Linked DNA regions of Mus musculus: regions 1, 2, 3, 4, 5 and 7 are each linked to region 6. The links are chromatin loops, found by intact Hi-C in ENCODE. Cell type or tissue: left cerebral cortex. All regions are shown on one strand. Region 1 has its middle 8.5 kb from the start of Gm40603. Region 2 overlaps Adat2 (adenosine deaminase, tRNA-specific 2). Region 3 holds the start of Pex3 (peroxisomal biogenesis factor 3). Region 4 overlaps Aig1 (androgen-induced 1). Region 5 overlaps Aig1 (androgen-induced 1). Region 6 holds the start of Hivep2 (human immunodeficiency virus type I enhancer binding protein 2). Region 7 holds the start of Aig1 (androgen-induced 1).

Evidence for each region. Peaks named below come from ENCODE experiments on the same cell type or tissue, not always from the same donor. Only the 100,000 strongest peaks of a DNase experiment are listed, where the experiment ranks them.
Region 1: a loop joins it to region 6, with 9 times the contacts of the local background. A loop is called at or near these places in 8 of 42 quality-filtered maps.
Region 2: it touches region 6 in a loop (4-fold over the local background); 22 of 42 quality-filtered maps call a loop at or near these places.
Region 3: it touches region 6 in a loop (5-fold over the local background); 20 of 42 quality-filtered maps call a loop at or near these places.
Region 4: it touches region 6 in a loop (5-fold over the local background); 4 of 42 quality-filtered maps call a loop at or near these places.
Region 5: a loop joins it to region 6, with 6 times the contacts of the local background. A loop is called at or near these places in 3 of 42 quality-filtered maps.
Region 7: a loop joins it to region 6, with 5 times the contacts of the local background. A loop is called at or near these places in 21 of 42 quality-filtered maps.

The regions. Positions count from the first base shown.
Region 1 is chr10:14,311,901-14,315,900 of GRCm38, forward strand. No RefSeq gene overlaps it. Among named protein-coding and RNA genes, the nearest start is that of Gm40603, 8.5 kb to the right of the region's middle. In left cerebral cortex, no CTCF peak of the experiment used is centred here; DNase peaks (open chromatin) are centred at 2,365, 2,873 and 3,523; H3K27ac peaks cover 2,638 bases.
Region 2 is chr10:13,562,680-13,566,679 of GRCm38, forward strand. It overlaps Adat2 (adenosine deaminase, tRNA-specific 2), which reads left to right. Exons shown (of 6, transcript NM_025748.4): 5 at 1-30; 6 at 136-697. The coding sequence ends at 179. Among named protein-coding and RNA genes, the nearest start is that of Pex3, 12 kb to the left of the region's middle. In left cerebral cortex, a CTCF peak has its summit at 2,154 (motif pointing right); DNase peaks (open chromatin) are centred at 1,511, 2,201 and 3,109; H3K4me3 peaks cover 520 bases.
Region 3 is chr10:13,550,688-13,554,687 of GRCm38, forward strand. It overlaps Pex3 (peroxisomal biogenesis factor 3), which reads right to left and starts at 2,455. Exons shown (of 12, transcript NM_019961.3): 1 at 2,139-2,455. The coding sequence starts at 2,211. Adat2 (adenosine deaminase, tRNA-specific 2) reads left to right here and starts at 2,220. Exons shown (of 6, transcript NM_025748.4): 1 at 2,220-2,674. The coding sequence starts at 2,579. In left cerebral cortex, no CTCF peak of the experiment used is centred here; a DNase peak (open chromatin) is centred at 2,477; H3K4me3 peaks cover 1,835 bases; H3K27ac peaks cover 1,117 bases.
Region 4 is chr10:13,842,862-13,846,861 of GRCm38, forward strand. The region is part of intron 1 of Aig1 (androgen-induced 1); the gene reads right to left. Among named protein-coding and RNA genes, the nearest start is that of Aig1, 24 kb to the right of the region's middle. In left cerebral cortex, no CTCF peak of the experiment used is centred here; DNase peaks (open chromatin) are centred at 139, 1,843 and 2,222; H3K27ac peaks cover 381 bases.
Region 5 is chr10:13,780,375-13,784,374 of GRCm38, forward strand. The region is part of intron 3 of Aig1 (androgen-induced 1); the gene reads right to left. Among named protein-coding and RNA genes, the nearest start is that of Aig1, 87 kb to the right of the region's middle. In left cerebral cortex, no CTCF peak of the experiment used is centred here; DNase peaks (open chromatin) are centred at 363, 2,131 and 2,560; H3K27ac peaks cover 510 bases.
Region 6 is chr10:13,963,307-13,967,306 of GRCm38, forward strand. Hivep2 (human immunodeficiency virus type I enhancer binding protein 2) reads left to right here and starts at 3,073. Exons shown (of 9, transcript NM_010437.2): 1 at 3,073-3,391. In left cerebral cortex, CTCF peaks have their summits at 1,526 and 3,004; DNase peaks (open chromatin) are centred at 1,450, 1,687, 2,445, 3,113 and 1 more place; H3K4me3 peaks cover 3,093 bases; H3K27ac peaks cover 3,081 bases.
Region 7 is chr10:13,866,687-13,870,686 of GRCm38, forward strand. It overlaps Aig1 (androgen-induced 1), which reads right to left and starts at 2,271. Exons shown (of 6, transcript NM_001347362.1): 1 at 1,932-2,271. The coding sequence starts at 2,072. In left cerebral cortex, a CTCF peak has its summit at 2,311; DNase peaks (open chromatin) are centred at 1,462, 1,879, 2,238 and 2,931; H3K4me3 peaks cover 1,868 bases; H3K27ac peaks cover 1,689 bases.

The DNA of each region.
Region 1 (4,000 bases), 350 kb after region 6:
ATTTTTTACTTCCCTAACAGGCCATAAAGCAAATGAATACGTATACAGTTCTTATATCAATTTAAAAAACAATTATAAGCCCAATTTTATGGTCCCAGTCATCCTTAGAGCAGTCATTGCTGATGACTTGAAAGTCACATCAGCCACAATGACAAGACAGCTTCCAAGCTGCATAGCAAAGGGATAGGATTGCGGTGGACCTATTCTTATCCATTTGCCAACTGCATACTTTTTAACCACAGACCTACTCTTGCGGCACTGGTGTGGACTGCTTAACAGCTGTATGGACATTCATTTATGACAGGCAGCAGACTTCCTCACGTTCCTGTTGAATCAAAGGCCAAGGGGGACAAACATTTCTTTGACTCTTCTCAGTGGATTGACCTGAGGAGAACAGTATGTGATGTTGCTATTGCATTTCTTGCTGTCAGGGACTGTGGACCATGTTGGGAGATTCCACCATTCTGAGACTGAAAAGTTTAAAGCTAGAGGTGCCTGGTGGGAGTCATTCTGGAAACCTTAAAACCCACACTTAGAAAATGCTAGGATGTGCAAATCCATACTGATTTGGACACTATACTAATGTGTCTAAGTCAATGGATAATGTGTATAAGTCCATAGTATTCTATTTAAATGCCATGGCAGAAAGTTATTGTTTAGTTTTATTAATTTCTCCCCAATTGTCCAACATTGTAGCTTTTGATGCTAATTTTTGCACTCACATTGTTTTGACTGCTTTAGATTTCATATTTATTATTAACAGTTATAAACTTAGGTAAAGATTCCATCTCATTATTCTGATGACTTGGAATAAAACCCCATAAACCTAGTCTGTCTTGTGTCTAATATCTGCCTACTATTGTACTTATTCTTGTGTATTTATATTTAATTTCCATTTGCTTTAGATGTTAGGAGCACCATTTTATATGTATATATATATATATATATATATATATATATATATATATATATATATATATGTATATATATGCCCTGGATATGTGTTCTTCAAGAAAAGCCTTCTTTATTATTTTATTAACTATTATATTTGTTTTTTCTTGTATTATATTGTTTTATGCGGACTTGACTTTTCTTGATTGTTATCTCTTGTTTTATTAAAACTTTAAGTTTTGATTTATTCCTGGTTGTTACTTTTTTTTCTGGAACAGCTACAGCTTTATGATTCATTCCCCATTCTCCTTTCGGTCTCATGTTAGCTCAGGGAATCTGAGTCACTCTCAATACTCTCTCTCTCTCAGCACTACCTGACGTTGTCACCTGACACTGTAACCTGAGATGCAAAAGCGGATACCCCAGAGAACTAATTCACTCTGCTTATTGTCAGTTCTACTCCTTAATTATTCCCTTTGCATATTAATTAGAGTTATTAATTAGATTTTTTCCTTCTTTCTGGCTGGTCTGGAAATTGTTATATAAATCAGGCAGGACTTGAACCCACAAAGATCCTCCTACCTCTGCTTCACGTTCTAGGACTGAAGAAATGTGCCACCATGCACACCTTTTTCTTGCGGTTTTAAATTTTAAATTTCTTCCTCTTAATAAATTCTCCCTTTGCCACTTTGTGCTGCCCCCCTCCCCCACCACCACCATGGTGGCCGAATAGTCATGCTTCCTTTAATGCCACTAAGAAAATGACTCTATTTTTTTCTAACATTATGTTCCAAAGGCTAATTTTTCTGTGAATTGTTGGAACTACATTTATATTTACATCCACTGATGAATCAGAAACCAATCTCCAGCAATCAGAAATGAAATGATGCCCCAGGACCATTATTTAGTGTTATGGAGAACTCCTGTTAAAGAAACCAGAGGAAGACTCCAAGATAGCTGGGTCCAAATTGGTTCTCATTCATTGTATCTTCCCTGGATCTTTCGTCTTGCATAGATAAATATGTTCTGCCTAAACCTAAGGTTTTATGTACTCATCTTCGTAGATATCTGTAGTCCTAAGTAGCAAAACCTTAAAAATTGGCAGTTTCTTTTATCAACTATGGAAAACAGATTTTACTTGGTAAAAATATTTGAAAATACAATGGAAAGGTGTCAGACAGGGATAAGTTGTCAATAGAAAGGCGTGAGACTGAGGAAACGAGTTAGGTAACCGTTCAAGAAGACCTTCATCCTCAAATTCCTTAGCCGCCCTCCGTGCTATAACTTACAGTAGATCCCTTCCCAGAACTCCAGCCTGGTGAGTTCCAGGCACGTAGAACAGCTTGTGCTTCTGACTAGTGCTCTCTGAAAAGTGCTGTTTGTTTGAGCTGGATGATGTCATTTCCTGGAGAATTCAGGGAGTCATCGTCTTCAAATTCTTGTTCCAACATTTTTCCAAATGAGCAAGGATTTTCGGCATCATCCTTTAATTTGGGGCTAGCACGACTAAAACATTTGTCATAGCAAAGCCCAACAAACCACAGAGCTCAATGCCAGCCTCCCAGTTTTCAGAACCCAGGAGAAACTTACATCACGTGGTGCTTCTGTAACTGGAAGGGCTGTGAGATGAATTTCAGGTGAGCTTCACATCAAAATGAAGTTAGGTGGCCATTTCATCAACATATTTGGTTTAAAGGCAAATTGGTGAGATCAATTGCCTTTATCAAGATGCCCGATGATGCTTTGTTTGGCTTCCATACTAGGGGAAGTCAGAAACCTGGGAAAACAGACATTGAATTTCAGAGTCTTAAATCCCATCCTGCTTTCCCTGCTTAGCTTGTCCTCTGTCTGCCGTGAGAGACTCTCAGCTTGCAAACTGCAATTCCTGCAGCAGAGTGGGTGTTTATGGGGAGGGTGAACCAAGAGCAGCTCGGAGGAGGAGGTCTGGAAGAAGAATAGGATGTGAATTTCAGAGCTGCGAAATGACTGTCTCCACCCACTTCAGAGAAGGAAGTGGTTTTAGTGACAAACATCTCAGGTGTGGGAAGAGCTGTGATGCCTTTCATTCTGTAGTGTAAGAAGAAAGGCCTCCTCACCATTCAGCTGCTCGAGCTCCCCCACTCTCTCCTCCTTCCTGCCTCCTCTCCTGTTCTATAAGCTCAGTTCTTTAGAAGCAAATCTTGCTGCTGCAGCATTTAATGATGTGCCATTGCTTGGCAATAGTTGGGATCAAAAAAAGAAAAAAAAACCCCAGCTCATCAGCAATTTAGATATTAATCATAGGTTCTGAACTTTAAATAGATGCCTGAACTCTGAAAATAATCTTCGTTAAATGAATACAATGTACTCAAGGAGTTGCAGTTGCAGTTGCAGTTTAAATGTTATCTTGTTCATTTGGCTTCAGTATGTTCTTTGGGGGCGCTTTGCATTTTGGTACTTGGGGTAAACTGGGATTCAAACAGTACTCATTACGCAATGTCTGTGGATTTCAGAAAAATGGACATCTCTGGAGTTGCTCCCCAGCTCCGATTCACCCGCGTTGATGAAGCACTGCTAAACCTGGTGGCTCAGAACTTTATTTAGTGTTAGGTAGGACTCTTATTCAAGAGACCAGAAGGAAGACTGCAAGGTACTTGGCTAGAAATGCAGTTAAAAGACTTTTCCAGAGAGTTGGGTGGGTGGAGGGTGGGGTAGACACTCAGCATTTCTTATGGTTGCTAAGTTACATAAGAAGCAAGATCACAATCAGAATGCTGCCTTGGCAAACGCAGAGCTCAGTTTAAAAGGAGGGTAAGTACGATCGATCCTATAAAGCATTTTTGATAAGAGATGCACAGGCTTGTTTATAAGATGATGCCTTAGGGTTACAAGAGCCAAGAGTCCCCTCATCTACTTGACCAGAGCTCGTGCTCAAAAGTCCAGATACAGCCTTTCTCCCCAAGCTGATGCAGATAGTCTATGGGCAGTACCTTTTATTTCTAAACTTTCAAGTTCTACAGATTTGATATAGCAATCCCAGAAGCTCACTGTCTAGGCTCTAGAGCTACTCCTCCTCGGCTTCTGTAGGACTGACATTGAATGGGATTCCTTTCCATTGGGGCTGTTCTGT
Region 2 (4,000 bases), 400 kb before region 6:
AGACCTTCTACAAACAGGAGAACCCAAATGGTGAGTTTTCTCCTGGTGGAGTGTCTCACCGAAACACGACTCGCTGTGACGGAAGCTTCCTATCCCTTGCTTTTCACTTAGCTGACTTTTTTTTTTTCCTTTCAGCGCCAAAATCAAAAGTTCGGAAAAAGGATTGTCAGAAATCCTGATTCTGTAATGATCAACGTCTAGTACAGTTTGGAGACCTGGACAGAATTCCTGACCGAGAGCCGCTGACGTCGCTGGTCACGTTTATATGTTATTACTGTGTGTAAAAATGGTGTCGCTCGTCATTTGCTCTGTTAAAGGAACAAATTAGCCCTTTTAAAAATGTCTGGCAATGTAAACAACCGTGAGCTCTTCCACCAAGCTGAAAGACTATTTCCAGGAAGGGGCGGGATTAAGGTTGAGGTCCCAGAGATCCGCAAGCAGCGCCGCCCTTCACCCACAGCCTCAGTTAGCTCTGGCTTAATGAAGCTTTTTGTGGCTGTGAAGAGGGCCAAGTGGTGAAATGCTTGCCATGCAACCATGAGGATTGGGTCCCCATCAGTGCCAGGTGGGTGGTTTGGTGGCCTGCCTGTGATTCCAGTGCTTGGAAAACAGAGATGGGCTTCCGAGATCCCAAAGCAAGCTCTGGGGTCAAATGAGAGATATTGCCTCGATAATTCATGTGAAGAGAGATCTAGGAGGAACCTGGTGTCATCCTTAGGCGTCACGTGTTCATACGTCAACCCAGATGCAGGCACATCACACGTGACACCGTGACACACCTACACATGCCAAACAAAAAGGGACAAATCTCTGGAAGATTGATCAAGATCAAAACAGGAAGTAGAAGAAAGAGAGAAAGCTTTGACATTTTACTGAGTGCATTCAGACCAGGTCCTGCACCGGACTCCACAGCACAGGCACCTCCTCGGGCTTGTCCTGACTTGTATTGACTTTGTATATGAATGACCAGGCATGTCCAGGGTTCATGTGGGTGTGAGGCAGAGGCGACTCTCAGGTGCTGTTCCTTAGATGCAGGGCCACCACTCCTTCCTTCCTGCCTTTTTTTTTTTGAAAGAGAAGATTTCTTGAAATTTACCATTCAGCTAGGTAGGCTGTCCAGGAATGCCCGGGCTCCACCTGTGGCCTCTAGTACAGGAATTACAGGCATGCACCACCATGCTCCCTCCCTCCCTCCCTCCCTCCCTCCCTCCCTCCCTCTTCTCTTTGAAATGTGAATTTTGGAGCTTGAACTCAGGTCCTCCTGCACTTGACTGACTGAGATAGCTCCCCAGCCCTAGAACAATTTTAAAGAGTATCTAGATAAAACAGATGCTTATAAAGCAAGTGTTTGAGTCGTTTTTAGAAATATCATAGCATATTGCTACAATAAAGTTTTATTCATTGCCCTCTTTCAAGAGGAATAGACTTTAAATAGTGAGTGCTGGACAGATGGCTCAGGAGTTAAAAATAAATACTGCTTTTCCAGAGGATACAAGTTTGGTTGCCAGTATCACCTCTGGGCAATTTACAATCTCTAATTCCAGTTCCAGGGGAACCAGTACCCTCTTCTGGTTTCTGTGGGTACCAACACTTACATGTGCACACAATTCTACTACAGACACACACACACATAAAAGTTCTCAAGGAGAAAATTGAAAGTGGAGTAGTTCCTTACCATGGAGCAACTACTCCTTTAACGTCCATTTCTTCCCTTACTCTCAGAACAAAGACCTTATATTCTTCAGAGCGAGAAATGAAAATAGTCCGTTATATAATTTGCTGGAGGATGACACTTACTGCTGGACATAATGGTGCACACTGCAGCCCCACTACTGGGGAAGTCGAGGCAAACGAATCATGAACTCAAGGCCTGGGCTATGTAGGGACCACCAGCCCTCCCCCTCACCCCCTCCCCTGCCAACGCCCCAGTTAGAACCAGTTGCTGGTCGGAATAAGAATGCAGGAATGATGGTTACAAGATTGCATAAAATGATCCATTGAATCCGAAATAACAAAGCTATTACTCTTTTCAAATGCGGATGATGAAGCTTAAATTGAGTATCTAAAAATTTGACCTCTCAACAAAATCTCTGATAAGGGTCACTGGAGCAAGGTGCGGCTTTTCCGCGCCGTCCTGGGCGCAGTGTGCCTCTCTGCCCAGAAGGGGGCCTCGCTGTTCCACCACAAGGCCAGTGCCAGCGCAGCCTCAGTTTCTTCAGCGCGTTCAAGTCCTTGATGCAAAGCGGCTGTGTTTGTTGACTCTGCCATTTGAGCGCTGTCTCCGACTTGTTTGTTTTGAATTACATTACAGGCTGGAATGTGATTGTGGCGGTAGTATTTTTAAATTGCCCGGGGGAGCAGCTAATCACAGTTACATGCTTCAGAGGATTTATAATTGCGTGGTTTTGTGCGCGCGTGTGTTTTTAACAGCATTTCAGAAGTTTTATGAGCGAAGAGTACGCAGGATTTTAAATTTACAATAATGGTCTGTGCACCTTCTCTTCGGTTTTAGCTACTTTAAAGACTCTCTTCTCATTAAGTTTTAGTGCCTTGACTAGTGTGTTCCTTTCTGCAGTTGGTCATAATTCATTCCTGGCTCCCGTGCTCTCCTGCAGGCAGACATCATTATATGTACTGACTTCATATCATTTGGGGGGAATTATTTGTGCTCGAAACAACCTGAGATCTTATCTTTGTAGAGTACCATCAGATTATTCTGGCTCATGATAAACCTTTAAGAGTAAATTTAGCTTGAATTTAGGGAGAAAATAATAATAATAATAATAATAATAATAATAATAATAATAATAATAATAATAAAGGTAAAAGCATAGAGCCAGAAACATGTGGCCGTTATTTCATCCGAGAGACAAGAACTGCTCAGGAAGCAGAGAGGTAACCAGAAAATAAGGCAGTGTACGTGTTTTCCCTTTCTGGTTTTAACAGATGGCTAAGTAGCATTTCCTAGTTCCTAAGCAGGGCTGAATGGTTTCCTTTCCATTTACCACCTTTAAAATTCTCTTTCCAGTCACTGACAAAAGAGCTTTTGCACACAGGCATAGTTTCCTGTGGAAAAATCGCTGTGGGTCGATTGCTGTAGTTAGGGATTAGTGCTGCCACCTCAAGATCACAATGGATGTCATAGACACCAAATGTGCAGAATTCAAAAGCCACGTCCACATGTCGGTGAGGAGCTATAGATATGTACATAGCAAAACTGTGTGTGTTCAGTGTCTTCCAGTAGGCTCTGCTGTAGTGTCGAACACGGAGGCCCACCTCAAAAGCTTGCTTGAAGGGACCAAAAAAGAATCGTACTTCGTGCATGAGATAGTTAGGAAGGCATAGAACATAGACAGCCTGTAGAGCCATGTGCCCTGCTAAAGAGAAATTGGGGAGAAACTGTCACATCTAAGCTGCTGGAGTATCCCAGATTACTGGGTCCAATCAGCGATGAAAAGTCATGTCAAGATATCTTTGCACTTCCCGACTTGTACACTTGAAATATGAAGAAAACAGCCAGCGACCCAGATGTAGGCAAGATGGCTTGTTTTTCTAAGGACCCTCCTTCCCTATTTGTAGCCCAGGCTGGCTTCAGACTTACTATACAGCTGAGAGTGGCCTTCAATTTCTGACCCTCCTGCCTGTCTAGTGTGCAGGCATTATAGGTGATTGCTACTTTTGCTGGGTTTGTCGATGCTGGGGAATCAGTCTCCAGGCTTCATAAAATGCTAGGCAAGCACCAGGCAATTGAGCTACATCATAGCCCTTTCTTCAGTTTTTTTGTTTTAAAGTTACGCCATACGTTCTCCGGGTCCTTTACCCGGAAGCACTTCGGTATTTATGCATAGAGTGCTGCCTCTCCGCATCGACACTCCCACTCTGTAACTATTGATTTGCTTTAAAGGCAAGGCGCATTGGTGTTCCCGTTCAGCCAGTTGGCTCAGATAACCCTGGGGAGAATTCCCTCCTGTGAAGCTAGCTCCACCCTAGGGCTATGCTC
Region 3 (4,000 bases), 410 kb before region 6:
GTTTCTCAATTTTACAATGGCCTAATAGTAACTATACTGCTGCCATTTCCAGAGGTTGGAAAGGACTTAGTATGCTGTTTAACATATGGTGGGTCCCTAGTACATATATGTGATTAAAATATATATAAATTATACCTATTTAATCATACCGGTCACAATAGTATAATCACTTAATAAATATTTCATATTTCTTAAAATGTAAGATAGGAATTTTCTTACAATACAGAAAAAATATGAACTCTTACAAATAAAACTAGGTAAGTTCAACTCTTTTTTTTTTTTTTTTTTTTCGAGACAGGGTTTCTCTGTGTAGCCCTGGCTGTCCTGGAACTCACTCTGAAGACCAGGCTGGCCTCAAACTCAGAAATTTACCTGCCTCTGCCTTCCAAGTGCTGGGATTAAAGGTGTGCACCATCACTGCCCCGCTCAGGTTCAACTCTTTTTTTTTATTTTCTGAGACAGTGTTTCTCTGTATAGCCCTGGCTGTCCTGGAACTCACTTTGTAGACCAGGCTGGCCTCGAACTCAGAAATCCGCCTGTCTCTGCCTCCGGAGTGCTGGGATTAAAGGCGTGCACCACCACACCCGGCCAGATTCAACTCTTTTAAGACTTTTTGTTTTGCTAAAAAAGCAATAGTGCTTCGATTATACCTTTGAATCTCTTCCCCCTCCCTTTTGTTGTTGTTTTGTTTTCTGTTTGTATGTCTTTTGTTTTTTGAGACAGGGTCTCAATATGAAGCTCTGGGTGTTCTGGACCTTACCTCCAACTCAGAGAGCTGCCTGTCTCTGCTTCCGAGTGCTGGGATTAAGAGTGTGTGCCACCACACCCAGTTTTTTCCTTCCTCTTCATCTCCAAATATAAAACTCTCAATATCGTTTCAAAAAAAACCTATTACTATATGCATATACTCTTTAATTTCTCCTATGATTATTTCTGATCTGCCATTAAGTATTTCATAAACTGTAAGGGTTAGGCTTTTCCCTCTGAAATTGCTAGAGACAATTTTCTTCCCTTAGGTAGAGCAAAAATTTTTCTTTATACGTCTTCCATGACAACTTTATCTTTAGCATATGTATTCTATAATATTGGTACAATTTATATACCTTAGATATTAGAGACTGGAGGTAATATAAAACACATTGTATCTATAAAGTATTTCCTATAAAATATGAACTATTATTCATTTGTGCTATACCTCAGAGATATGCAGAATGTGGTTACTGTTTTACAAATGTCCTAATATTTTAAGTCATATTATGATATATTTATACACACACACACATAGATCAGAGGATAGTGGTAACAGTTCTTAAAACTCAAGTTTTAAAAATTCTTTTAAACTCCCTTTTTGTGTTGTTCAAAAGATTCCCTTCTTAAAATCCCATAATTATTAACTGAGGGTTGTCTTTCCAAGACAAAGGGTTTAAAGCAGTGTGTGTGTGTGTGTGTGTGTGTGTTGCTCCTTCCCTGGGACCCAATGCAGTCAGCCTAGGCAAGCACTCTACCACAAAGTTACAATTCCAGCATCAAGATTTTTATCCTGTTTCTAACTTTCCTCTCAGCCAGTGAACTCAACTATATCACCAAAATGGATCATGACCACAACCTTGCCAGTCCTGACAACACTGCAGAATAAGCACTGTGTTGATATATAGTTTGTACTTTACAATTGGAGAACAGAAATTATCTGCTGTATATTTTACAGCAACATGCTGTTTTCGGTTTACCTTTAAACACCACCTCAAAGAGCAGACTTAAGATAATGGCCCTAGAATATTTCGAAACTCGTGTGAAAGGTTGAAAGCAGAGTTGACAAACAGAATGAAAATCTAACAGGAAAGCAAAAGAAGAAAATTGGAAGGCAAATGTATCTATCTATACGAGAATAGTGCTTTGAAAAGAAACTTCATTGGGGTAGACTCTTGAAGGCCCATGGGGAGAAAAAGGACGGGGGCAGAGTGAGGGGCAAAGGGCACAGAGATCCAGATAAAAGAACTTTAGAGGTTCTTCTTTGACGGTTGAGCCAATCCCTTCGACAAATCCCAGTTTGGTATCAGTGGGCCCTGCCTGTTTTTATAAGTCACCTCTGTCACTCCTTTCTGCCAATGGCCCCTTCTAAAAAGCATGTTGTCACTCACCTCCGAGGACTGTGCCCAGGAAGATGCATTTCTTTTTGTGACGTTTCAGAAAATTCCACATTGATCTCAGCATCTCCAGACCCCGTGTTGTGTGGGTTGCCTAGGGGAGAGGGGCTGGCTCACCGTGTCTTCCGTCCACCTGGCCTGGACCTCCGGCAGCAGCGCGGTGGCGGCGCTAGGTGCTCTCCAGAAACCACAGACGTTTCTCTGAGCAGAGGTTGTGGCTTAAGCGGAGGAAGGGGGCGTGGACTAGAGCGGAGCAGCGACGCTTTCGGTCCCCCAGCCGCCGCTTACTGATCCGGGACGCCTGGGTCCGTCCGCAAATAGCTCCCGGGTGCCTCGTCTTTTCCCGTCCTCCTGGAAGCAAGGTCCGCTCCCGCCGCGTTCCGCTGTCCTCTCTTCTCTCGTCCCTCGGCCCGGAGTCTCTGAGCGGCGGAGGTATGGAGGAGAAGGTGGAGTCCACCACTACTCCAGACGGCCCGTGCGTGGTGTCCGTACAGGAGACGGAAAAGTGGATGGAGGAGGCGATGCGAATGGTGAGGAATCGGGCAGGTGGATGCTGAGAGCGCAAACTTTCTCCCGGCCATATCCTGACCAGAGTAGTTGAGCAAATGTGCCGGGCGCGCTATCTATCATGTCTGAAAATACCTGAAGCAGCAACTTGTTTTATTCTAGGGGGAATTTTTCTTTAGCTTTGTCTCATAGTAATTGGGGTGAAGGGAAAATACAGAAACGGTTCGATTGATGTATTACAGGGAGTCTTATCTGCCGCCTGGGGATGTGTGCTCCCTACCTGCCTATCTTCCTTCCCATGTGGACACATACTTTCAAATCCATAAAGCCACATTATTTTATGGCTTGCTCCCATATAATGGGAGGAAGCTGATGTTTCTGTAAAGGGTCATATCAAAACGTGTCCTGGTACAATCCTCACCGATGATGTGTCTACTCTTTCTACGATACTTTTCTCTGCCCTTGTATTCCCTTCCTTCCTGCGATTCTTATAGATTGCTCATCATGGAGAGCTCTGGTCGTATTTTTACATGTTTTCCCAAGCTTATTACCCATATCGATGTGTGGCAGGGATAGACGTTTGTGGCAGGGATATACATACAAACTATGTATGTATACACAGTTTGATGCTGGGTTTTCATTCTGTGAACATGGAACACCAATTTGTTTACAGCATTGTAAAGGCCTTAAAACTGAGCTCAGCCTTTGGTGTGGGGATATTATTTTTGTTTATTCTTTTACAAAATTAAAATATCTCACCTTTTTATTCTAATGGTTACAGAAGTTCACCTTCATAAGAAATTAAAATCTAGAAGACAGAAACATGTTTTCCACCCCACGCCCCCAGACAAATGGCATAATGCATTCTTTTAATTTTTTAATTAACATCTTTTTTTTTTTTTTTTTTTTTTTTGGTCATCTTTCTCAGAGCTCGGGGTGGGAAGAAGAGAGCCTTTGTTCATCAGTTGTCGAGTTGAGAATTTGTTGGTTTAAGGAAGATCAAGTCACCATTTCAGTGGCAGAGCTTTGGCCTCTTCCAAAGAAGGCCAGCTTCTTAAGTTCAAATCCATCTAAACAGTTAGACCTATTTGACTCAACTCTTTTGCATTTGTGACAAAGGGAAGGGACAGACTGGAAGAAATGGGAGGGGCAATGGAAAGTCTGAGACTGGGTGGAGTGTTGTGGATTTTCAGCCTCAAGCTTTGAACTTGTCCATAGAGGAAATGCATGCACATTTGCATGTATTTGCCCTGGGAAGCAGTTCTTCTCAATCAACCCCCATAGACTGCTTTCCTAGAGCTTCACTTTCTCTCAATGGCCGTTGCATCTGCTCAGCCACTCACCAGCAT
Region 4 (4,000 bases), 120 kb before region 6:
ATTTATCTACATGCTGAGCTACTGTTTGTTAAAACTTAATTCCCATGCAGTTCTCTGCATCTGAAGAGCCAATGAACATTCTCTGGAGATGAGCTGGCAAACTGACTGAAGGGCTGCCAGGGCTATTTCTGGAGGTGATCGTCACTCTCAGGATTATCCTCTACGCGCCGTTTCTCTAGGGATGCCAGAACACACTTCAGGAGAACTCACTTGACCCCGAAGGTGCTCCTCTTACCACTTCTTGAAAACACCTGTCATACAGAACTCATCAAATGGCATGATAACACCTGCTGCTGTTCGTTTCATTTTTCACATTGTGAGAGCTTTGTGGGCTGAGACAAAAGTCCTTCATCTTTGCATCCACAGAGCCTGCCACGGTCCCTACTTATAAAAACACCATAGGATGATACAAATATGTCCCTTGCCTTCGCTGAGTTGACAGTGAGGCCGATGTATATAACACATTACAGTATGGTACATAGTAATGGAGGTAGTGGATGAGAACATGTTTCCCCTACAACATGTCCTATCTAAGCTGAGACTTGACAAATGACATGAGGAGAGTGAGAAATAAGGCTCAGCCTACTCTGGGAAAAGCAAAACAAGGAGCGGGGGGGGGGGGCAGAGTAAAGCAAGGGACAGGAATGGGAAGGAAGAGGCAGAGTAAAGCAAGGGACAGGAATGGGAAGGAAGCCATGTCCAGAGATGAGCCTGGAAACACCAGGAGGTGATACTGTGTCATCACGAGTTTATAAAGCCATAGCAAAGGTCTTTGTGCTAAAGGAAGAACTGGCCTATTGGTGAGCTAGACAGAGGAGCAGCCCACTGTAGAAACCCTACTGATCCTGGCCTAGAGGGTCCAAATATTGAAGACAGACGGGCCAGTTAGGAAGTAGTTCAAGCAAGCCAGGTACAGGGTTATGTGGGAAGAGAGAAAAGGTGACTGATACACAGAAGAGGAGGCAGGCTACAGAGATGTTAAGGATACTGAGGGAAAGCCTAAAGCAGTATGCTGACCATGGACATGGTTAGCAAGTGGACAAAGAAAACCCATGGCTAATCCTGATGGTCAGCCTGATTGGATTAGAAGGGATTAGATTATGGAAGCACACTTTAAGGATTAAAGTAGGCTTAGGAAGACCTGCCCTACGTGTGGGCAGCAGACGATGTAAAGGACAAAGGGCAGAAAAGCCCATGCCCACACTCCCCACTCCCTGCCCTCTCTCCTGACTCACTCCAATTGGCAAACTGCTGCAATGCTCTCTCCATCACGAGGACCTGAAACCTCTAACATCCTGAGCGAGCTAAATCATCAGTACCTTGAAGTTACTTCTCTCTGGTATTTGTCACAGACGCAGACAGGCGAGGAATACACAGGCCCGGTGGAAAAGGTGCCAATCGCCAAACATAAACAGCTCACTGGAGTTTCCTTATGATGTGTGTGTTCCCTTTTGAGTCTTCAGGGCCCTGAAATGAAGGGACGGACTCACTTGGATGCTTAGATAGTTCCAGACCAGACACCAAAATCCACAGAATGCTGACAATCAAGAAAGCCACATGAAACAGGAAATGTGAAGTGGACATCTGCATAAAGGGCATGAGGAGAGCCCTAAAAACAGCCAGAAGAAAACTTGTGGAACAGAAATACCAGGAGAGGAGAGATGCCAAGGTAGGCAGGGGACCTTCAGAGGACAGTTTAACAGCCACAAATGAAAAAAAGGGGGGCATTTTTTCCACTGGCTCTGGTAAGTAGAAGGGCTATACGCCTTGATATTGAGTGCAGGTTTAATAGGCCTTCAAGGCTAGGAGCCAGTGTGGGATGGGAATTGGAGCTGAGAGACTAAAGTCAGTGAGGAAAAACTTTATTCCTAAAGCATGATGGGAAATAAAAGATAGCAACTAGAGGCAACTCCAGAATATTTTACCCCTTAAAGAGTATATTTTCCAGTCATTTGAGTAGGACTCATTGCCTCCTGAAGGGATTTTCTTTATTTAAGTCAGCTCTACTGACTAGGAAATCAAAGATGTAGGAAGGATGTAAAAGACATGATCCATTTGTTTAGGAACGGTCATTTGCTCAGTATCAATGAACATGGATCAGATACTTAAAGCACGCACTGGTTTCTTCATTCAGCTAACTGTATGTGATACCTCGAGACACTCAGTGCACTTCTCGATATAGTAAGCTACACTCTGCCCACACACATCTGCTCCTTGTAAGGACATCCAAGGTTCCATCTGGACAAGACATTCAGCAACACCTCAAACAACAGAAAGGAGCTCACACCTCCTCCTCAAGGTGAAGGACACTTCCTGTCTTCAAGTTTCAAAATAGTTTCTCTGTTAATGGGCTGCTAAGGATGCCAGCAAAAAAGCAACATTTTGATTGCTAGTAAAGAGAAAGGACCCAAGGAGGAAAGTGGCTGCTGGAAAATGAGCAAGACCTCCACAAAGAAAAATCACAGAGTTTATGCATGCAAGGTTAGAGACCACCCACAGAGATGGAGGAATAGCCTACATTGCTGGGAAGAACAATGTTGGAAAATGTCCATTTTCCCTAAGTTATAGTTTAAGGTTTCTTTGTTATACCAATTAATAGCTTAAAGTCTTTATTTAAAATTTGGCAAGCTTATTCTAACATTAAATGGAAATGAAACAGGCCACAATAATGAAGATAATTGTAAATGAATTATTTGTAACATAAATATAAACAGCAAATTAATTGGCCGCTGTATTTCTTGACTTTAGGTTAATCCCTAATAAGACACAGATAAAGCAATATTTGTTTTAAACTGCACCTTAATAGCGAGCAGCTAAATGATCTACCTTTAGCCTGCTTGATAATCTGTCTCCCAGTTCCATCCCATGATACTTGCATGTTATTAATCTGGCTCTTTGGGCTTCAGATGTGTTTCCATGATCTCTCTCTCTCTCTCCCCCTCCCCCTCCCCCTCCCCCTCCCCCTCCCCCCCCTCTCTCTCTGGACCCCTTCCTCATGGCTCCAAATCCTCCATCTTCTGGCTGATCTGAATCTCCCTCTCTCCCTTTCCCTTTCCCTTTCCTCTGGTTGGCGGATGCCCCACTCTATTCTCTATTCTACACAGCCACTGGGTGATCAGCTATTGAAAAGGTGGAAGATAAATGCTAAGAGTTATTTAAACCAACCTGAGACAAGAAATTCTTGGTATAAGCACCGCAATGCTGTGTCCAGATTGAAACAAGATATGAGGGCAGAGAAATCTGCATTAGAATGGCACAGGGCAATCTTTACACAGTGTGCAAAAACATTATGCCTACAGATAATCTTTAAGAACAAAGTTGGAGGACTAACATGATGGAACGTCAAGCCTGAATTTACGGACATAGTTACTATAAAGTGTGGCATTTGTGCAAGGATAGGGAAATAGACGAGGGGATCAGAAGTCAGACGTTGATTCATAGTAAAGCTACTAGGGAACAATGGAGGCTCATGGGAGCATGGGAGAAAGCAATGACCCCAGACCCCCGTCACACCATACACAAAAACACTGCTTGAGGGACAGATATAAATGTAAGATGACAAAACTTCTGGAAGTCAGCATAGAGAAATTCCCTCATGGTCTTACATAAGATAAATACTACATTAAAGACCAAAAAAAAAAAAAAAAAAAAATTCCCCACAGCAATGAAGTAGATTGATAAATTTGGCTTCAACAAAGTAAAAAATTCAGCTGATCCAAAAAGAGCATAAATAGGGCCAGCGAGGGGGCTTGGTTGGCACAGCACCTCCTTTGCAACCATGGGGAACCGAGCTCCATCTCCAGAGAGTCTATAAGACAAGCCTGCTCTTGTCATTCACATTTGTAACCCCAGTACTTTGAGGCAGAGACAGGAGGACGACCTCCAGAGAGCCTAAGCTAATCAGCAAGCCCCAGGGCAAAGAGAGACTCTGCCTCACAAACAACATGGTGGCACCTGGGGAATGACCGGGAGGTTAACCTCAGCCTACACATCCATGAGT
Region 5 (4,000 bases), 180 kb before region 6:
TGGATAGGAGATCATGCCCATAAAGCTAGCACTAAGGTGATAGAGACAGGCAAAGCCCTAGCCCAACTGGTGAGCCCCAGATCAATAAGAAACCCTGTCTCCAAGGAGGTGGATGGTATTCCAGAGAATGTCACCTGAGGGTGTCCTTTGGTCTACACACACACACACACACACACACACACACACACTTGGCAGCTGTGCGAGCTGCTATACCTCTGTAGCCTAGGAAGCTTGTGCCTCACTCTTTCTGGAAACACTCGCCTTCATGGCTTTGCATAGATAGACCTTCCTCCCAAGACACTCCTCAGTCCCTGCAAAGGCTCCTTCCGAGTTTCTCTTCACCACCTCCTCTTCCACCCACCCCTAGTGTAGGCGCTAGCCAAGGCTCCATCCTTAGCCCTTTCTCCCTCTTCAAATCTTGCCTGTATTCTTCAGATCTTCTCCTTCAATCCTAGAGAAAGGTGTCTTGGGAAAAAATGGTCCAAACCATCTTTCACTTACCCAGAAATCTCCCCACACCCGCCTTCAGCTGGTAGGATGAATCTGCACCTTTCTAGTCAGGACACAGGGTATAAATGTCTTCCCTGGGTGACTGCAGTGCCTTCTTTCTCCGCAGGTCAGCTTCGGGAGGATCATACTTCAGTGCTGTTTCTAACACCACACATGCAGTTCCTCTCTCTCTCTCTCTCTCTCTCTCTCTCTCTCTCTCTCTCTCTCTCTCTGTCTGTCCAGCAGACACACATCCAAATATCTTGCTCATGTAAGACCTTCACTAGCCTCTCGTTTCTTGGGAGAAACCCCTAGACAACTTTTTGGTGCACTGGGCTCTTACAGATCAGAGCCTCTGCTTATTTTCTAACCATATTTCTATGACCCCCCCCCCACCACCTTTCTCTCTTCTTTCAGTTATACCCAACATAAATAGAAATTGCTCTTCAAATCATCTTATCACTAAAGATTCCCAACATCATTCCTCCCTCTTTGGAGCATTCCCTTATAATTTTCCTTAAAAGGAAACAAATCAGCACCCAGAACAGTCTCAGGCATAAGGGTGTTATCTGTTGAGGAAACCCCTTTATAAATGGTCTGGTCTCTTACTATGAGTCCTCCTTATTCTTTGATGATGAGAGAATGAGGTTTCTCTGATGAAACCTTTGGTGGTTTGACTAGGTCTGACCCCTATAGACTCATGTGTTTGAATGCTTGACCTATCGTGAGCGGCACAAGTGATGCGAGCCTGCTGGAGGAAGAATGTTACTATGGAGGAGTGCTTTCCAGTCATCTATGCTCAAGCTATGCCCAGCGTAGCACACAGTCTCCTTCTGCTGCCTTTAGACCAAGATGTAGAACTCTCAGCACCATGTCTGCCTGGATGCTACCATGCTTCCCACAATGATGATAATGGACTAAACCTCTGAAACTGTAAGCCAGCCCAAATTAAATGTTTGCCTTTATAATATTTGACATGGTCATGGTGTCTTGTCACAGCAATACAATCCAAACTAAGAAATACCCACTTCCTACTAACCCTGCAATGGTACAGCTCACAGAAAAGCTTCCCCCCTTTCAGCATGAGTAGGAGAAACAAATTTGTTTGTGTGTCTCTCTGCTCTGTGGTATCCTGAGTGTGTCATGGAAGCTTTCCGGTGCTGCTCATTGGAAGCCCCTGGGACTGTCCATGCAGAGGTAGAGTACTTGATTCATAGCAGGTCCTCGCTCATCAAATGTATCTGATAAGTGTTGTCATAACTCCTTGTAAATCGGCATGAACTTTAATATTCTTCCAATACGAATCTGATTTGGGTTGGAAACCCAAAGATGGAAAAATCACAGTCATCATCACCACGTGACTGCACTTCCCTTCTCCCAACCACGGAGGAGCTTCACAGGGGAAAGGGGTCTTTCTGCCTTGTCTGCTTGCGTGAATGCCAAGGACCATCGGGCAGATGACATCTCGCCCATCAAGATTCAGAGTGGGAAGAAATGAGACACGGTTCTCGAGGATTGACTCTTGCAAATAAGCACACGAGGTATCTGCACAGCCTCCCACTCCTCCTCACATCACAGCTCTTTCCCCTCCACTGCCAGTGTTCATGTTGAAAACTTCTAGGGATTCCAACGACTGATTTATTTCTTTGATATTCTTCACGTCTACCACATTTCAACTGTTCAGTCTAGTGTTAAGCACTGCCAGCGCCCAAATAATTCACCTTCAGACAGAATAGAAGGAATGTATAAGCTAGCCTTGAAAATTAATTACCACTTATGTAGCAAAAGTTTTGTGGGGAAACTATTTTGAGTTACAAGTGCTAGCTCATAAAAAAAAAAAAAAATCTGAGGCTTGCCTAACACACATTGCTAGGGGAATGGGAAAGCTGCACCTTTCTATTGTCGTTAAGTTTAAAAACGAATGTGATCTAAAGCAGACCATTTCCTTCCGTCTCCCTCCTCTCTTCTCCTGTCCCCCTTCTCTCCCTTCCTCTGTCCTCATTCTCACCTCTCTTGCCTTCCCTCTCCTCCCACCCATGCTTTCCCAAGCACACTGCTCTCAGGAATCTCCCCCAGTCTAAGCTGCATTGGCGGGAGAACCTCCAAAAATGTGTTAAGACTATGACTCACGTCACTGTAATTCTGCTTATAGGATTTATGGAAAAGCAGTGGGATCCAAGAAAATAAAATAAAAGTTTAAAAATCCCTCTGACAAGTTAAAAAAAAAAACCTTTCTAGGGGAAATAGAGTTATATAAAAGATTTATATTTTGTTTCATGTAGCGCTGAGGAAACCCATATCCCCTGTTAACTGCAGTCTCTAATTAGTTACAGACCATTGAACTCCATAAATATTTTCAAGGATTAATAGCAATTGACACATAGAGTATACTTTTAATCTTTAATAAGTGGTAATATTAATTCATTTTTCCTACAATCTAGAGAGGGTGCCAGTATATTAGTCCCATAGAAATCAAGGCAAAGAAGCCATATTTTGTTAACCAGCCTCCTAGAGTTGAGTGTGGCTGGGTGTTCCATCACAGCTATTGGTCTCTTTGCCACCACTACCATTCAGTTAGCTCCAGCTGTGTCCAAGGTGTCTTACCTCTATGGTTCTTTCAATAAGTCTCTTTCCTTGAACCTCAAGGATGTTACAGAGGCAAATAAATTCAATGGTCCTCAACCGTGCTTCAAAAGCCATGTGCAGGAGGGAACGTTTTAAAAATCCAGGTGGTGTGCTCCTCTCCCCCAGTCTGAATCCATCAGATCTTATGAGGGTGATGCCTGAGCCAGCCAGGGTTGACCACTGTGATGGTTTGTATATTCTTGGACCAGGGAGTGGCACCATCTGAAGGTGTGGCCTTGTTGGAATAGGTGTGACCTGGTTGGAATGGGTGTGTCACTGTCGGTGCGGGTATAAGATCCTCACCCTAGTTGCCTGGGCGTCAGTCTTCCACTAGCTGCCTTTGGATGAAGACATAGAACTCTCAGCTCCTCCTGTGCCATGCCTGCCTGGATACTGCCATGCCCCCACCTTGATGATAATGGACTGAACCTCTGAACCTGTAAGCCAGCCCCAATTAAATGTTGTTTTTTATAAGACTTGCCTTGGTCATGGTGTCTGTTCACAGCAGTAAAACCCTAACTAAGACAACCACCATGAATTCAATAGTGATGAGTTCTAAAAGAGAAAGTGCCATGTAAATTGCTAAAGGCAGATCTGGCTTCTAAGGGGAATGAGTTTTCTGTAAGGATTGTATTTCCTTTAATCATCTACATTGGTATAAAGTCAACTGAAGAAAATAGAAAATGTCTAACAGATACAGTCGTACCCCACATATGGTTAACGCTCCGGCACTTCTGAGAGATGCAGGAAACCTCAGCCTTAAAAGCAGATGATAAAGTGTCATTGTGTTAGAATAGGGTTCATAAAATCTTTACTTGGGACTTTGGTAAGGAGGCCCCTCTTCAACTGGGACCTGTGCAAGGATGTGGAAAGAAGTCTTTCAATA
Region 6 (4,000 bases):
GTATAGAAAGGTAGTGAACGTTGTCCCAGTTGACATTCCATAGTTATTGGTGGTTTGCCTGCCTTAAAGGAGAACTATGGTTCAGTTCTTGGGCCAGGAATTCCGGAGGCTAACTTCTGCCCTTCCCACAGGGTCACCTGTTAGCTGGTATTAGCATTGATACATGTTTTCAACAGTTGTCCCTTCAACAATTCAGTCCACAGTTTCTTCCTTGAAGCTTGAAAAATTTCAGACAAAGCAATCATTGAAAAAATGTCGAAGATTGATTAGAGACAATGTTTCCAGTGGTCCTTCCATTGTAGGATCAGAGAACTTCTTAACTGTTTATAAATTGCCTCCCTTTAAAAGTATGTATTTCAATGACTCATTTACCTGCATATAGTCACAATATCCTACTTTCTTTAGCCTTTTAAAATGTGGTTAAGTTTTCAACTAATATTCACTTCACCAAAGCAAAGCTGCCTGCTACTCTCTCTGTTTGCTCAATTTCTGAGTGCTTGGGCAGCTGCTCTGTTGTGTTTGCTGAAAAGAAATTGGATTCTTAAAGAAACGGAGTAATCTTCTCTATTAAGCAATTAAATAAAACGGACTTTTAGCGTGTGGACATGAAAGTGGGAGAAAGAGGGAGAGTGTGGGGGTGGAACTTTTTAAAAATCACATTTGGATTTTAAAAGATGTAACTTAAAATGATGCTTGGTAGATTTTTTTTTTCTATTAAGGCTTTCTAGTTTAAGGCAACGGGCAGCTGAATATCAAGGAACTTACACAATGAAAGGAGAGGTTGCTTAAATGGAAGCAGGCCGAGTTTGAGATCCATTTAAACACACACACACACACACACACACACACACACACACACACACACACACACACACACACAGAATTAAGTTTATTGCATATCTCCAACTTTTCTTCTTCCAAAAGCGACTAAAAGTGCATTTTGTAGAGTTGCTCTTCACAGCAATGCTGTCACAACATGGGGACTCTCATAATACTGTTTATAGGTCAAAACCAAAACCAAAACCAAAACGAAACCAAAGGCGTTTTTCTCCAACTCATTAAAGAGGCGGCCCTTCCTTTTTAATATATTCACTTGTAATGAGAAGGGTAGCGATTTTTTTTTTTAATGTCTTGACATTCGGTAACTGTGAAAACTGTGAATGGAAACCTAAAACATCTTAGTTATTATCTGCCTTAAAGCAGAACCAGAGTTCAAGTCTCAGGCCCGGAATTCCAGAGGCTAATTTCCACCCCTCCCACGGAGTCACCTGCTCCGGGGGAACCCCGGCCAGAAAGCCGGGTCGCGCCAGGTCAAATCTTGTGCGTCTCTTGTTTACTCCGCCCCGGGCAGGGCGGCGGCGCGGACAGGCGGGTGGGGAGAGGGTGCTACGGCCCCGGGAGCTCCTGAACGCTCGAATCCAAAGAGTGGGCGGCGCGCGGTCGAGCTCCGTGGAGAGCCCACCCGGAGGAGGCGCTCCGGGCGCCGGCACCGCCCAGAAGCCAGTGTCTGCGCTCCAGCGCAGCGACCTCTTGGGAACCTCCCTTGAGGGTGCACACGAGTCCACACACGCTGGGTAACGGCCCGAGGGAGCCCCGGTGTCCCCCGGGTGTTGCCGGGCTGGGGAGGAAGCCAGAGTCCCGGCCCCTACTCGCTTGGGATTCCCTTCCCCTCCCCCAGCCCCGCCCAGCTCTCCCAGGGCTGGGTGTGATTTCAGTCCCTAGCAGAGAACCAGAAGCGCGCAGCTGGAGGTGGCAGCTCGCCCCCTTTCCCCCGCTCGGCCCCCCAGGAAGCCGGCAGCTGCTCCCCGCACCGCTGCCCTAGCCTATTTGAATACCCAGACGAGGGCGGGCGGCTTCCTGAGCAGGGTGCACCCGGGGCGCCCTGGGGAGTGACCCCGGGGAAAGCAATTGGGGCGTTTCGAGCTCGTGAAAACTTCGTGCTTCCGCCCCGGCACGGAAAATGCTAGTGAAACACACTGTGAGCTCCAGGGGCTGCAACATAATTCCCCACCACCACCCGAATTGTTAACAAAATCGTGAGTGCAGCTGGAGGGTGAAGAGGCGAGAAATCCTTGGTACGCGGGCAAAATGTAAGGATCCCACAGATCACAAGGAACCAGTACGTGGGAAAGGGGGCTAGAGAGGGAAGGGAATGGGCGCGAAGGAGGTTTCCACACCCTAGTAGGAAATTCTCAGACCGCTCCAGACTCGCCAGTGTTTCTGCGTGGCAAGCCGATACCCGCTCTCAGCGGAGATCTCGGCTCCGAGGCAAGAGAGCGCGACCGCGACCTTCCCTCCCCGCGCGCCCGCATCAGGGCCAGTCCGGGTCGCACATCCTTCGCCCCGCTGGCCTGCTCCAGACTGGTTTTTCTGGTTCAGCCTCCCTCCCAGGGACGCGCTGGGGGATCCGATGACGTCGCTGGCTGAGTCTCTCCCTCTTCCTCCCTCCCTCCCCTCTCCCCCGCCCGCCCTCGCCGCGCACTCCTCCTAGTAACTTCTGTTCGGGGAGGCGCTGCCAGGAATAACCCGGTGCGTCCACAGCCCGGAGGGGAGGTGGCCGCTGCGGCTCCCGCACGCCGACAAACTGCGGCCCGGGTCCTGCGGCTCAAGCCCCAGCCTAGCGGCCCTGGCCCCCGCCCTGGCTCCATCTCCTAACAGTGTCCGAAAATAAATAAATATATAAATAAAGACAAGAGGAGCCTGGGCTGGCGGTGGGGATCGCCTCCCTCCCTCCTCCCTCCCTCCACGCCCGCCCTCCCTCTGTCCTTAAGGAAATGCTACCAGACACCCCCCACCAGACACGCTCAGCCTGGGCGAGGAGCAGCCGCCGCAGCAAGAACAAGGGCACCGGGGGGCTTTCCTCCCCTCCTCCTCTCTCTCCTCTTCCTCCTCCTGCGCTGCGGTGACTTTACAGGTGAGCGGCCGCCGCGGCTGCGAGGATCCCCCCCACCGCCCGCCGCGTCGCGCCCTCCTTCGGCCGCTGTCACCCGGACTGCCGGGAGCTGACAGCCGCCCGAGGGGCTCGCGGCCGGGAGGCTGGCGGCCGGCGGGAGGCGGGCTGGAGGTGAGGGGGTGGAGAGCTGGAGAGCGGGGCGCCGCCGTGCGCTGTCTCTCCCCGGTGGAGGAGGGTCTCCGCAAAAAGAGAAAGAAAAAGGAAAAAGAAAAAAAAAAAAAGACATCTTCGGTGACTGTGGCACAAGTATTTGCCAAGTTGAGTCTTGGACATTGAAGCTTGCCCGGAGCCCGAGCAACTTGAAAGGTCCTCTGGCTGGGTAGCAGCCTCCCTCCACGCTTCGACTCTTGGGTACTGGGTGCAGCCCTGGGGTGCGTGGAGGGCGCACCGGCCGCTGGCAGAGCAGAGCGGCGGGAATCTAGGTCCCTTCTCGGCTCGGTAAGTGGCCTCGGTTCTGTGTTTTTCCTGCCTGCACCAGAGATCGAGCTTGTTTCACTTTACCCTGAAATCGCCTTCGCCCAACTCCATCGCCCCCTTCGCGGCGCGCGCCCCCGGCCGCTTTCCTGGTGGCCCAGGGGTAAGGGTCGGAGGAGGCGGGGATGGGGGAGACCTAAGCAAGGGGGGGGGGGTCGGGCGCATTAGGAAATGCGGGGAATACCCTGGCCGAGGTTCTATGCAGATGAGGGGAGGCTGCTTTGCGTAATGTCCTGGGGGGAGGGGGCCGCGCGGGAGCGCTGGAGGCAGGAATGTGCCTGGTTACTAATGAGGGACGTGCACCGGCGCGCACCGCCGGGCCACCGCTGCGGCTGCCGCGGCCGGCGGTCCGTTGTCAAGTAGCGGGGGAGGGGGCGCGGCGCGGCGCGGGGCTGGGGGCGGTGCGGGCGGGAGGGCGAGCGGGCGAGCGGACGGCAAGGGCCGGGCTGCCGGCCTGCGGCCGAGCGAGCGCAGCGGAGGCGCTGGCGCTGGGCATTTCTGTGACTCCTTTCTCCTCCCGAGCGAGGAAGGAAGGAAGGAGAGAAGGAAGGAAGGAAGCGAAGAAGGAGGGGA
Region 7 (4,000 bases), 97 kb before region 6:
CCCCCAGTTCCTGATGACCTCTCACCCAGTGACCTGCTTTCTCCTCCCCCACAAGAACCATGAAAGGCAAAGGCCCAGAGGAATGGTGTTCATAAAAGCTATGGCTCCATCTTCGGTCACACTCAAATGACCAGCTCAGGGGAAGAGCTGATTCAGGAATGAGAGAAGACCTTGATACAAAAGGAGTTCTGCTCGCATTGCATCCCAAAGGGTTCTGAAAGCCTAGGCACTTTTTGTTTGTTTGTTTGGTTGGTTGGATTTTGGTTTTGTTTTGTTTGGTTTTGGTTTTGGTTTTGGTTTTGGTATTGGTTTTTCAAGACAGGGTTTCTCTGTGTAGCTCTGGCTGTCCTGGAACTCACTCTGTAGACCAGACTGGCCTCGAACTCAGAAATCCACCTGCCTCTGCCTCCCAAGTGCTGGGATTAAAGGCGTGTGCCACCACCGCCCAGCTCACATTTTTTTTAATAGTATGTGGGCATCACTAATTTAAGTTCACTCTTAAGAAGATTCCTGGTGACTTGTCAGCATCCTAAATGCTTTCTATGCATAACTATCAGAGCCTTGGGGCTACTGAAGATTGAGTATACTCTGTATATGCGAACATCTGCTTGCTGTACCACACATCTGGCAAAGCCAGTCTCCACTGACTAGCCAATCAGCCCATCCAGGCAGGTACTCCCAGAGTTAGCCATCTATATGAAAGCTACAAGAAGCTGAGAGCAAAGTCCTATCATGTGTTCTTCAGGTGGGCAGACAGTAGGAGGAAAAAGACGCTGGTAGGGAATGCATATATTCAGACGGAAGTTAATTCCAATAAGAAGTTGAAAAGCCCAACTCAGGCAGGCAACACCAGGCAGCCCTTTGCCTAGAGGCAGGTGGGAAAAGTTGCGTATATCTTATATATTGAAAATAGAAGGTTTTTTGAAAACATCTACCTGTATCTCTTTAGGCATCTTACACCGACGGAACGATATTCAAATAGGTTCAAATTTGTCAAAGTGGAGGGTCAAGAAAATTTGTGCCAACCTTGTGATTGCACCAAGCTTATGCATAACCTCAGAGTCTTTGCGTTCCAGGAGTTGATTGTATGTTTTTCTCCGTGATCTTTTAATTGCTTGTGTTTCCATACACGACCCTTGTTTGATAACCTTTGAATGTATTTATGACTTAGTCTTGGTGACTTTTCAAAGCTCTACACCTACCCCAAGTCATTACAAGGCATTGTGCCCTCTGATTATCTACAGGAGTGCTTTCGGTACCCAAGGTATAAAAACTTAAAAATAATTATCGTTGTCTGCTCCTCTTTAAAATTATCACGTGTCAACAGAACAGATGATTACACAAACTGCAGGCTTTCAATGTGAACGACTAGAAGTTCAGTAGTTGCCAGGTGGAGCCTCACCGTGAACTGCTCTCTCAGTGTTTCTAGAAAGAGTTTTAAACAAATTGTTGACAGTGGGCAGAAAAACATGTGCAAGGGTTTTTTCCTATGGGGCGATTTCCCTCCTCCGGAAGGAGGTGTGTTTGTGTGTTTCTAAGCCATGCTCCATGGAACCAGACAATACTCATGTCTCCTTTGGGTGCTGCAAGTTTACCTTTGCATGTGGTTCTGGAAAACACTTCGGTGGAGAATTAATCTGAGGGCACTCATGATCGGGGCCAACAGATGCTTTTGGTGGCACAATCCTATTCCCTGGTCACTTCTTAGAAGCAGGCCTGTGCCCGTTTGGCTGTACTCCCATGTTTTCCTCCTCTACCTACCAGGTAAAGGTGAGAAGGGCATCCAGGCCTTCAGTGGAGCCCAGCGTGGCTGTTGGTGGCCAGCACGCGTTGGTGCTCCCGTGACACACACACAGGCACAAACACGCACACACGCACAAACACGCACAAACACGCACGCACGCACACGGGGGTGCAGCCCACGGCCTTACCAGATCAATGAAGGTCAGGAACTTCCAGCTGCCTCCGTAGGTCTGATGCGAGGGCATTTCGATGGCCTTGTAGTTGCACAGGATGGAGCAATAGGATAGCAGGATTGCTACCCGCAGCACCTGGCAGGGGACAAGCGCCATGTTCGCGCGGCCTGGCCCCGCCGGGCTGCTCGTGGGGAGGGCAGGCGAGCTGCTCCGCGGTGCCGGGCGCCGTGGGAACCGGGGCGCGGCGCGGCGAGGGGCGGAGCGCAGGAGGCGGGGCGCGTCCCCGGGGACAGTGGCGGCGCCGAGCGCACCGGAGACCTGCGCGGGCGGGGCGGCAGTGCAGCCTACGCGAGCTGGCGGCCTGGTGTCATCTCTGGCGTCATCTGCGTCATTCTGCAGCGGCGTTCGTCGTACCGGCCGGGCGCCCCCTAGGCGGTCCGCGAGGTCCACCCCCCCCCCCCCCCCCCGGCCTCCAAGGTGGGAGCGCCTTTCGGGCAACCACGGTTCCAGACGGGAAGGACCTGACCGAACCGGTCCGGACCCGGCATCCCCGGGCAGCTGGTGCTGGCTGCCATGGCACCAGATGGGGTCAGAACGTGTAAAGCCACACACAGTCCCCCTCCAGTGACACCCATTACTTAGGATTCAGTTGAGGGTTTAATGTTAATGAGCATTTATGACTGTGAAGCCCCTTATAAATTTCACAAGGCTTTAATAATTTATCAGTATGCACGAGCTTTGAACAAATTCTTTTTTAAACTTTTTATTACGTCTTGTGGGTATATGCATGTACCACAGGACAAACGTGGAGGCCAGAGGACAGCTCAGGTGTGAGTCCCCTCCATCGAACTCAGGTCATGAGGCTTGATGGCAAGCTACTTTAGCAATTACTGACCAGGGCAAGTTTTATAAATAGAAATCTGTGCTGATTGCCATGACTGCTACGAGACAGCATTCCATTTGAAAGTCAAACCACCCGGAGGATGTAAACCTCACCCACGCATGTGTGATTTAATACAAATCTTTCGGAGTTAAAATTCCTTTTGCACTTCGACATTTCCCAACCCACCTCCCTTATACTACCGCACCAGAGCTGAATGGGAGGAAAGTAAATATAAACTGGATTCCCTCAGCCTTCCAGTAAATGTTGTCACAGGGAAGTTGCAACAGTCTGTGGGCAGAGTAGGGTTTTTGTTTTCTTTTAAATCATGATCATGTTTCAACCAACCAGATAAAGGGTCCGGTTATGAGAAGACCACATGAGTATTTCCTGTGGATCCATTCAAAACAGGTGTCCCATTCAAATAGTCTCTGAGTCAGAGGGTGTGGTGGGAAGGTCTAGGGGAAAGCATAGTCTCAGAGGTAAAGAGAAGCAAACAAATCCGACTCGTAGTTTTTTCCACTCCACTAGGGAAGAGAGCCACTAGGTCTTTTTAATTGACATAATTATGCTGAAAGAAACTGAAATCACAAGATGATATTACTAGCATAAAGCATTCTTCACTCAGAATTTATGAGTTCATACTCATGTTTAAACAGGATCTATTTGCGTGTGTGTGTGTGTGTGTGTGTGTGTGTGTGTGTGTGTGTGTGTCCTTAATGAATGTTCATATAATTACAAGAAAAAATGAATTTACTGAAGCCCTCTCACTTGGGCCTAATGAAGTTTTATAAAGTGATGTGATATTACAAAGTTTGATACAACCCTCCTACTTTACATTTGAGAAAGTAGTTCACAAGATTTCTACCCATTCCCATAATTATAAAGTATTGTTTTATGAAGCTATTTAAGAGTTTACTATGGAGAATTTTTGAATAATTACTATGACATCAAGAGTTCTGTTGCTCTCCCTGCCAATCCCCAGAGGGGTGTTTTGAGACGATTTTAACAGACTTGCTTTCATTATCTTGATTGATTATCTTCTTGTGAGATGATTTTGTGTTTTTAATAATGGAACATTTTATATAAACCTGGGCTGAAATTGTGCTTCATTAAAAATGTCAATCCCAGATTCTTGAGATTCTTGATCATATTTTCATAGCGTGTTCAATGGGTTTCATTTTGCTTTATAAAATATTTTTTA